2 separate regions of the Homo sapiens genome follow, and region 2 is linked to region 1. A link is a loop called in an ENCODE intact Hi-C map of the cell type or tissue named here. Cell type or tissue: endothelial cell of umbilical vein. All regions are shown on one strand. Each heading gives the region's core, and the rest is flanking DNA. Links, peaks and the distances in the headings are about the cores only.

Evidence for each region. Hi-C counts contacts between places; a loop is a spot of excess contacts. Peaks named below come from ENCODE experiments on the same cell type or tissue, not always from the same donor. Only the 100,000 strongest peaks of a DNase experiment are listed, where the experiment ranks them.
Region 2: it touches region 1 in a loop (2.8-fold over the local background); 1 of 110 quality-filtered maps calls a loop at or near these places.

What each region holds. Positions count from the first base shown.
Region 1 is chr12:42,446,457-42,453,304 of GRCh38, forward strand. It overlaps a transcript of PPHLN1 not described here. Among named protein-coding and RNA genes, the nearest start is that of PPHLN1, 120 kb to the left of the region's middle. In endothelial cell of umbilical vein, for the core only: no CTCF peak of the experiment used is centred there; DNase peaks (open chromatin) are centred at 455 and 1,095; H3K27ac peaks cover 889 bases.
Region 2 is chr12:42,396,180-42,398,679 of GRCh38, forward strand. All of the region lies in intron 8 of PPHLN1 (periphilin 1), which reads left to right. It also overlaps the pseudogene RNU6-249P. Among named protein-coding and RNA genes, the nearest start is that of PPHLN1, 71 kb to the left of the region's middle. In endothelial cell of umbilical vein, for the core only: no CTCF peak of the experiment used is centred there; a DNase peak (open chromatin) is centred at 952.

The sequences.
Region 1 (6,848 bases), core at 1-2,500:
GTAACAGCCATATGGAAGGATATGCAAAAAAAAATCTCTCCTAGAAAGACCCCCACTCCTGGGGGTCGCTTCTTAGTTAGAAAAGAATATTACTAATTATACTCATGTTTGTCTCTTGTTGTTTACTAATTCTAGGATGTAAAGCCAGAAAACAAGCAGTAACTGCTATGCCTGACAAAACTGTTGCTGCACACATCTGTACTCGTCAATCAACAAAACCTGATGCAAAAAACAGAAAAGGGGTGATGTAGGAGATGGTCAGGTTGGTAGGAGAAGCTATAAGGAAAGACGCAATTGGAAGGTCGGGAGGTTTTCCAAAGCTTCAGGAGAGAATAAAGCTGAAGGCAGCTTTATTAATTAATTCTCTTACCCTGAGGCTGAGGGCGAACAGTAGGTAGCAAGGGAGTGTAAAGGAATTTATCTAGATAAGTTTGTTTACTTATGCCCTCCGGAAATCATGCAAGACTGCTCCCTGCAAAGGGGGGCGACAATGTTCATTACTCACAAATTGTGTTGGCTTCAGGCCTTTGGTATTCTGTCTCTACTGAATAAATACAAATGGTTCCAGCCTATCAGGACTGCACTCTCTTCTCGGCTGCACTAAAGCTGGCACTCCCCCAGCCGTTCTCATGCAAAATACCTGTGTCAGAATACTCCTTTCATCCATCACTCAGCCAGAGTCTTCAGGACAGACTCCGCATGGGACTTGTCCAAAAAAACTCTAATCAAAAGAGGAAAATTTTGGAATATGCCAGGAATAGTGGAATTTTATTTTTTAAATTTTTTTATAGGCCCATATGCTCTATCTCAAGAAACAAGATGATTGTAACATGTCCATGATTAAACTATTGGCAGATTATTGCTGTGTTAATCTCTGTAGTCTAATGAGTTCTTTGTTCTGTTCTGCTGCCTTTTACGTTTTCTTGTCCTTTCAAAAGTGTTCTTGAAAGAAACAAAGCGAATAGGCAGTTAGCACAGCACAGCTACCCCTTACCAAGCAGTCTATGGAAACAACCCCTCATCCAAATCATGGGTTAGTTAAGAATCTAACTGGGGCAATTAAGATGAATTCCACTCACTTCCTGGTCACTTCAGCAGCCCAGCGGCATTGAGCCAAAATATACAATTCTGTGTTATTAGTGAGGAAACTTTAAAACTCATGTTTGTTATTACTTACTACCCAATTTCATTATCCTCCCTTCCTCTTTCCATTTCTATTCTCTCTCACTTGAATTCTGGCATTATTTTTAGTGGCCTCTACTGATAATACCTACCCTAGAGTACATAAAAATTATATTAAAAGAGGAAGTAGCAGTATGCATAATTTTAACAGATTCTATAATGGGTGCCTCAAAATATGTATTGTGCCATTCCGCAAATTTAAAAGCTAATTGAGGACAATTTTTTTTTAATTTCCTAAATGAGACCACCTTGGATTTTTATTTTTGCCATTTAGATGTTTATACTTATTTAGCTTTTATAAAACATAAGCCAAGCTAAATCCCACATAACAACTCTGGTATTCTTCCCTCATATGAGCAGTGATTTTATTTGTTACCCACCTTAGATAGACTAAGAAAGTTCTAGTCTTGTTTCTCCTTCTCCCCGCTTCCCTGGGGTTTTTCCTTACCATAAGTATTCTGGTCCGAGGGTTCAGTTCCTTTAGTCAAGATGTCACAAGTTTAAAAACAAAACTTGAGAAACTACCAAAGGCTCAGGAGTTGTCCACTTTGTTGAAATCCATTAAATTAGAGAAGTCTCACTAACAGATGTATTTAAATATAGGTACAACAAATAATTTCTTTTTCTCCCCTTCCCCAAATTACAGTCAGCATTTAAAGCTGTTTATGGCTTGCCATCAGCATTATTCTGGTAGGCTTGTTAGTGTTAAAATCTATTTGATTTTTTTTTTTTTTTTTTGCCTCTTAAAGTCTAATTTTAGGATGGATGAATTCAGATGTTTACCAGAGTGTGTATTTTACATAATGTTCTTGATTAAAAAGACTTGTTTGTAAATTATCCGTTGTTTTTGCATATGCCCAGTTGATGTGATAAAATTTTCATTGTCTTGCCATATAAAGCCTTGGTTATCAACAGGTGGAATGTAGATATTGTAAAGCTTTTTGTGAATTAAAAGTGCAAAATAAAGCAACCACATTTAAGTAGATTGTCTTTTCTCTTATTTTAACAGGGTTAACGTATTTTGCTAAAATGTGAGCTTTATTACTCTGTACTGCAAGATTACTTCTTAGTCTTCAGTTCACCTACTCAGCAGCAGGATAGAGGAAGTGTGAGAATTGAAAAACTACAGCAGTGCCCCCTCATCTGTGGTTTTGCTTCCCATGTATAAGTAAACCATGGCTACCATTGTCCAAAAATATTAGATGGAAAATTTCAGAACAACTCGTAAGTTTTCAACTGTGTGCCGTTCTGAATGAAATCTTGCAGCACCGTGCTTTGTCCCACGTGAATCATCCATTTCTCTAGTGTATCCACACTGTATACACTACCCACCTGTTAGTCATCTGTACCATTTACTCCTGACATCCAGCCATTGACTATGTCATGGTTCCATGATCCAGGATCACCCAAAGCAGATGATCCTCCTTCTGATGTATCGTCAGAAGGTCATAGTAGTGCTCATGCCTGTAATCCCAGCACTTTGGGAGGCCAAGGTGGGTGAATCACTTGAGGTCAGGAGTTTAAGACCAGCTTGGCCAACATAGCGAAAACCCCGTCTCTGCTAAAAATACAAAAATTAGCCAGGCGTGGTGGTGGGCGCCTGTAATCCCAGCTACTCAGGAGGCTGAGCCATGAGAATTGCTTCAACCCGGGAGGCTGAGGCTGCAGTAAGCCAAGATCACTCCAGCCTGGGTGACAGAGCCAGACCCTGTCTTAAAAAAAGGAAATCAATAGTAGCCTCACGCTGTGTCACAATGCCTGCATCATCCACCTCACTTCATCTCACCATGCAGGCATTTTACCATCTCACATCCCATCATCAGAGGAAGAGTTGATTACAGTATATTGTTAAAATTGTTCTCTTTTATTGTTGTTAATCTCTTACTGTGCCTAATTTATAAATTAACCTTTACCATAAGTGTATATGCATAGGAAAAACCTGGTATATATAGGGTTTGGTATTATCCATGGTTTAAGGCATCCACTGGGGCTTTCGAGCATACCCTCCACACATAGGGGGTGCTACTGTATTCACTCTGGGGACTTAGGGAGTCTTCTGAGAAGTAGTTAAGAAAGGTGGCGCCTGATACAGTAGTACTCAATTGTTGTGTAATTATGAATCTGAATTTCAAAGAATTGTAGGATCAAGGTCCTCTATCTTTGTAATAACTCCTGGAGGGCAGGAAACTTGTCTTTGGGACTCCAGTTCTTAGCATAGTTTAAAACGTAGTAGATACTCATATTTGTTAACTTAAAGGGGGCTTCACAAAGGAAATTATATTTGACCCCTGGGTCTTGGAGGAATATGACTTATTCAGGCAGAGAGGGGAAGCATTTATTAGAAATCCAGGAGGAGGAAAAGGTGTCCTGTGTCCTGAAGCTGTGTGCTGAAGATGACAGGGGACGAAGGTGGGAAAAGGTAAGTTGAGAGCAGAATGGGAAGGATGTTGAATGTTTATAGCTTATTTACCCTTTCTCTCCTACTTAATGAAATTTGGAAACGTTATCTATGTAGTATTCTTGCAAGAGATGTGGATTTCTCATAGCCCTCAGCAACTTCACAGATCTAGAACCTCTTGAAGGAAGGGGAAGCCAGATCTCCTTAAGGAAAGACTCCGCTGTACTGCCAAAATATATTTTGGTTTCAGCTTCACTTCCAGACTTTCCTGTAATGGATCCTGAGTTCCAGGGAAGTCTCTGACAGTTCTTTGGCAACAGTTTTGGAGATGATGATCTGATCATCTCTGAAGTATTCATTCTAGACAAGATTCAGTGCTGCCAGCAGCCAGCCACCCAGGTTGCTTTATAGCTGTAACCCTGCTCAGGCTGGCTCGTGGAGTTCCTGAGAGTAATGGCCACTCTCTGCTTGCCAGGTCAAGGCTTGTGGGTTATGCATGATGTATTTGTCACCTTCTTCCTGCCTGTTCTCTTGAGAGCACTGATGTATCAGTTACCCAATTCAGTGGAAAAAAAAAAAAGGGTAGGGGTGGACCAGTAACTGAGGTAGTTAACACAATCTGTTCTCCCATTTTTTTCCATGGTAATAGGGGTTGACATTGAATAACATGCCTGCCTAACTGGGACTGTATTTGCTGTTTTCCTTGTAGTTTTAGGTGTGATGAAGCAACTAAGTTTTATGGAATTTGAGTGGAAATGCTGCTAATTCCAGGTTGGGAACCTGACAACAGTGACTGTGCCTCCTCCATGTTCTTTTATCCCCTCCCAAAAGTAGCAATAGCAATGCAGCCTTGATTTTTTTTTTTTTTTGCAGAGCCACAAGATGGAAGGAACCTGCATAACCACATGGAATAGTGAACTGTTATGTGAGAGCAGAATAAATGCCTTTATTCTTTAAGCCACAGTTTTGTTTGGTTTCTTGTTATAGCAGCTTACTTTTTGCTCAAACTTATTGATTATTTTTGTCAAATAACATCTAAGCATTCACTTCACCAGTGTAGGCCCTGAGCAGGCCGCACCACTCCTGCTTTTCCATTGTAATGGAAATCTTGGGGTAAGGGACTGATTCTAAAAAAGGCTTTGAATTAAGAATTTTAAGCCGTCTTTTAAATCTTGGTAAGTATTGTTACAGCCTTGTGAACATTTGTATAGCAGCAGACACAGCCTCATTATATAGCATGTTTTTTTTTCAGCTCTGTTCCCACAGATTGATGGTTTTGTGTGTGTGTGTGTGTGTGTGTGTGTGTGTGTGTGTGTTTGTGTGTGAATTTTTTTGAGGCAGGGTCTCACTCTGTTGTCCAGGCTGGAATGCACTGGCGCGATCTTGGCTCACTGGAACCTCCCCCAGGCTCAAGCAGTCCTCCCACCTCAGCCTTCCGTGTAGTCTCAACTTCTCTTTTTAGAAAAGAAATTTCACATCTCTATTGCTATATGCAGAAGGTGCTGTTATGCCAGCTTTCAAAACAACTTGCAACCTACTGTCAAATCATTAGATTCCAGACAATGGTAATAGTACCATTAGGAATACGAACCTTAAGACAGGCATGGTTGCTCATGCCTGTAATCCCAGCACTTTGAGAGGCTGAGGCGAGTGGATGTCTTAAGGCCAGGAGTTTGAGGCTGCAGTGAGCTATGATCACACCACTACACTGCAGCCTGGATGACAGAGACCCCCATCTCTTAAAAAAACAAGTATGAATCTTTTTTTTTTTTGGAGACAGAATTTCACTCTTGTTGCCCAGGCTGCAGTGCAATGGCGCGGTCTCAGTTCACTGCAACCTCTGCCTCCTAGGTTCAAGTGATTCTCCTGCCTCAGCCTCCCAAATAGCTGAGATTACAGGCACTCGCCACCACACCTGTCTAATTTTTGCATTTTTAGTAGAGATGGGGTTTCACCATGTTGGCCAGGCTGGTCTCAAACATCCTGACCTCAAGTGATCCACCCGCCTCATCCTCCCAAAGTGCTGGGATTACAGGCATGAGCCACCGTGCCCGGCCGAAAGTATGAATCTTAAATGTTAATAATTGTTTTAGCACTTTTCAATAATGGAACCAAGCAATTGCCATCAGGAAAGCCAATTCCTAGTCTGATAGAAATCCACCACAAAGCTGATCTTGCAGAGTGGCTAGTGTGAAGCACACTGGACTCCAGGATTCAGATGTGGGTTAGGAGACCCTCCTCTCTCATTAGCTCATGCAGGTTAAGTGCTCTATCTCCACTCTGTAAAATGAGAGTGCCAGACCAGCTCAAAGGCTTCCTTCCAGCCTCAGTGTTCTGTGGTGACTGGACTGAATTTATTAGGTTAGCAGGAGCCTTCCTACTCAGCATAAAGTGTGGTTTCTCTTTTCCCTTTCACTTACCAACATATTTGCCTGGCAAGGATTCCTGAAAGGATGGAACCCTACCCCCACCCCCAAAGACCATGGATTATGGGAGTTGGGAACTTTAAAGAGAGCCTTTTAAAAATATATATTAATGTTTGGGACTTGGGGTGGGCAAGAGGTTAAACTAAATAAAGAAAAAGCAGCAGGCCGGGCACAGTGGCTCACGCCCGTAATTCCAGCACTTTGGGAGGCCAAGGTGGGTGGATCACTTGAGGTCAGGAGTTTGAGACCAGCCTGGCCAACATGGTTAAACCCCATTTCTACCAAAAATACAAAAATTAGCCAGGCGTGGTGACACATGCATGTAGTCCCAGCTGATCAGAAGGCTGAGGCAAGGGAACCGCTTGAACCCGGTGGGCAGAGGTTGCAGTCAGCCAGGATCACACCACTGCACTCCAGCCTGGGTGACAGAACAAGACTGTGTCTCGAAAGAAAAAAAAAAAAAAGAAGGAAAAAAGAAGCTTGAGGATGGTTATTTCCCTATCAGTGCATATGCTTCAGGTTTGAAGTTGGCTTTATCGCCATTAAGTAGACAGTTTGGAGACAATTACAGAGTATGTGGAGGGCAAGATATTTTACTCCACGTTATTTCTCCCCGGTTACCAGGATGAAAAGTAAGATTTTTTTTCCCTACCTCTCAGAGTCCTATCAGCAGCAATCTTAGTCTTGAATCTCTGAACATGTTGTAAGCAAAGCTGAAAAGGTGCTATGTTTAATTAATGTTGGTTCCTAAATAGGAGAGTTAAATTACCAGGTTCATTCTACTTAAACGGCTCTTCTCAAACTCCACCATGTGTACTGGTGCAGCAGCCAGAGACTGAGTC
Region 2 (2,500 bases), core at 1-2,500, 50 kb before region 1:
TTATTAATATGTTCATCGGTGTTCAGTAAGAGGATAATAAAAGAGTTTGCATAATTTACCAAACTTTTGACTATGTAATTTTTTTCACAGCATGTATTTCAGGATTAGTGTTTTAAGGCACACTTAAAAAATACTGTACTAGTTTTCTTATAGTTTATTTAAATTCACTAAATATGCATTGTATATCCACTTGTGTCAGACATTGCTTTTGAGGTACCATCCTAGCCATCAAGAAGGTTGCAGTCAAGTTTTGTAGAGATATAATTTGCTGTCCTTAAACAAATAGCTGTGAGAGTTTTCTTTTGGTTGTCAGAATGAAAAGAAAATTGTTTGAAGGATATTAGAATGTCCTGGTAGATGAGACCTAGGCAGGAAGATTGTTTGAGGCCAGGAGTTGCAGACCAGCCTGGGCAATGTAGTAAGGTCTTGTCACTACAAAAAAAAAAAAAAAAAAAAAAAAAAAAAAAAAGCTGGGTGTGGTGGCCGCTTAGTCCCAGCTACTCAGGAGACTAAGGTGGGAGGATCACTTGAGCCCAGGAATTGAAGTTTGCAGTGAGCTGTGATCACACCATGGCCCTCCAGGCTGGGTGACAGAGCAAGACCCTGTCTCAGAAAAAAAAGAAATGGGGACAGCGGGGCAGGTATGCTGGCTTACACCTGCAAAAATAGTGGGACCCCATCTGTACAAAAAAAAAAAAAATCCACAAAAAATTAGCTGGGCATGGTGGCATGTGCCTGTAGTTCTAGCTGTTCAGGAGGCTGAGGTGAGAGGATCTTGCTTCTGGATGATTGAGGCTGCAGTGAGCTGTGACTGCATCACTGCACTCCAGCCTGGGTGGCAGAGCAAGACCTAGTCTCAAAAAAAAAAAAAAAAGTCTCAGTAGAACAGGTCACTTCCTGCTGTAGAGGAAAAATTTAAAATTTACGACTTATGTTGTTTTCACATATAGGGTGTTATTTTTGGCTTCAATGTCTGTGCTTATTCTGTCCCTAGTCTAGAATGACCATCTTCCATGGCTCTCTTTCAAATTTATACTCATTCAGTGGAATCACTAGTGTTGGAGATAATACAACTCAAGATCTTGATTCCACTTTTCTACCTACTATAACATTTTATGCCACTTTATATTTCATTGATGACCTTAATTTTTTTGCCTAGTGATATATGTTGAATGTATCTCAAACACTTGCTTTGTTTTCTGTACAGTACCTCGGACATATATATCTAATTGAAATACATTTAATTACTAATGAGCTCTTTTAAATTAACTGTCAGTTTTTTTTCCCCTTTTTCACTTGCTTTTTGTTTCTGAAAGCTCCTGTCTTCTCTGTTGTACTTTCTTTGCTCACCAGTTTACACATTGTGTATAGGCCTATGTCTTAGTTTTACATATTGTGTATAGGCCTATGTCTTAGTTTTGTGTTGCAGTAACAGAACACCAGTGACTGGGCAATTTACAAAGAATGTTGCTAGTGGAATTCTTTTCTTAAATGATTTTTATGCTTTTGGTATAAGTCCCTTAACATATGTAACTCAAACTTCTTTAAAAAAAAAACTAGGTTTGTTTGTTTTTTGAGACAGTGTCTGGCTCTGTCGCCAGGCTGGAGTGCAGTGGCGCTGGTGTGATTTTGGCTCACTGCAACCTCTGCCTCCCGGGTTCAAGTGATTCTCTTGCTGGGATTACAGGCACCTGCCACCACACCCAGCTAATTTTTGTATTTTTGGTAGAGACGGGTTTTCACCATGTTGGCCAGTATGGTCTTGATCTCTTGACCTCGTGATCCGCCTGCCTCGGGTTTTTTTTTTTTTGGTAGATCATACATGTATGTGTCAGAAATTCAAATGACACCAAAGTATTTACAATGTGGCTCTTCTTTGCTACTTCTTCTAAGTTGTTACTATTGAGACAACTCCTTTGATAATTTTTTCTGTAGTGTCCTTCCAGAGACAGTCTATGCATATATGTATTCCAATACTTAATCTCCCACCTGACCGTTTTAGACATAATTCACAGTATATTTATTCATTTTTAATTATTGGTCTAAAACTGAAGTGATCATTATTGATTTGTGGGGTTTTCTTTTTAATGATTTCAGTGAATTATTAGGCTACAGGAGCAAGGTGATTTAACTTCTAAAAATACAGCCTTTTCTCATATTCCCTTTAAATATATTTCTTTATTTGTGTACAACACCTCTCACTTCCATTTGGACTTTTTCTCCTCAGTATTTCGTAAACTGATCACTTAAGGAATAGTCAAGGGACAATAATTTTTTATCTGTATCTTAATATAATGTGAAATAATATTTTGGAATCGAATAGGCCTAGAGGCTTTGTCTTACCTAAAATTTAAAAAGTAACAGCCTCACTTGCTTCGGCAGCACATGCACTAAAAATTGGAATGAAACAGAAGATTAGCGTGGCCCCTGCACAAGGATGGCACGCAAATTCATGAAGTGTTCCATATTAAAAAAAAAAAAGTAGCAGTCATTTCTTCTT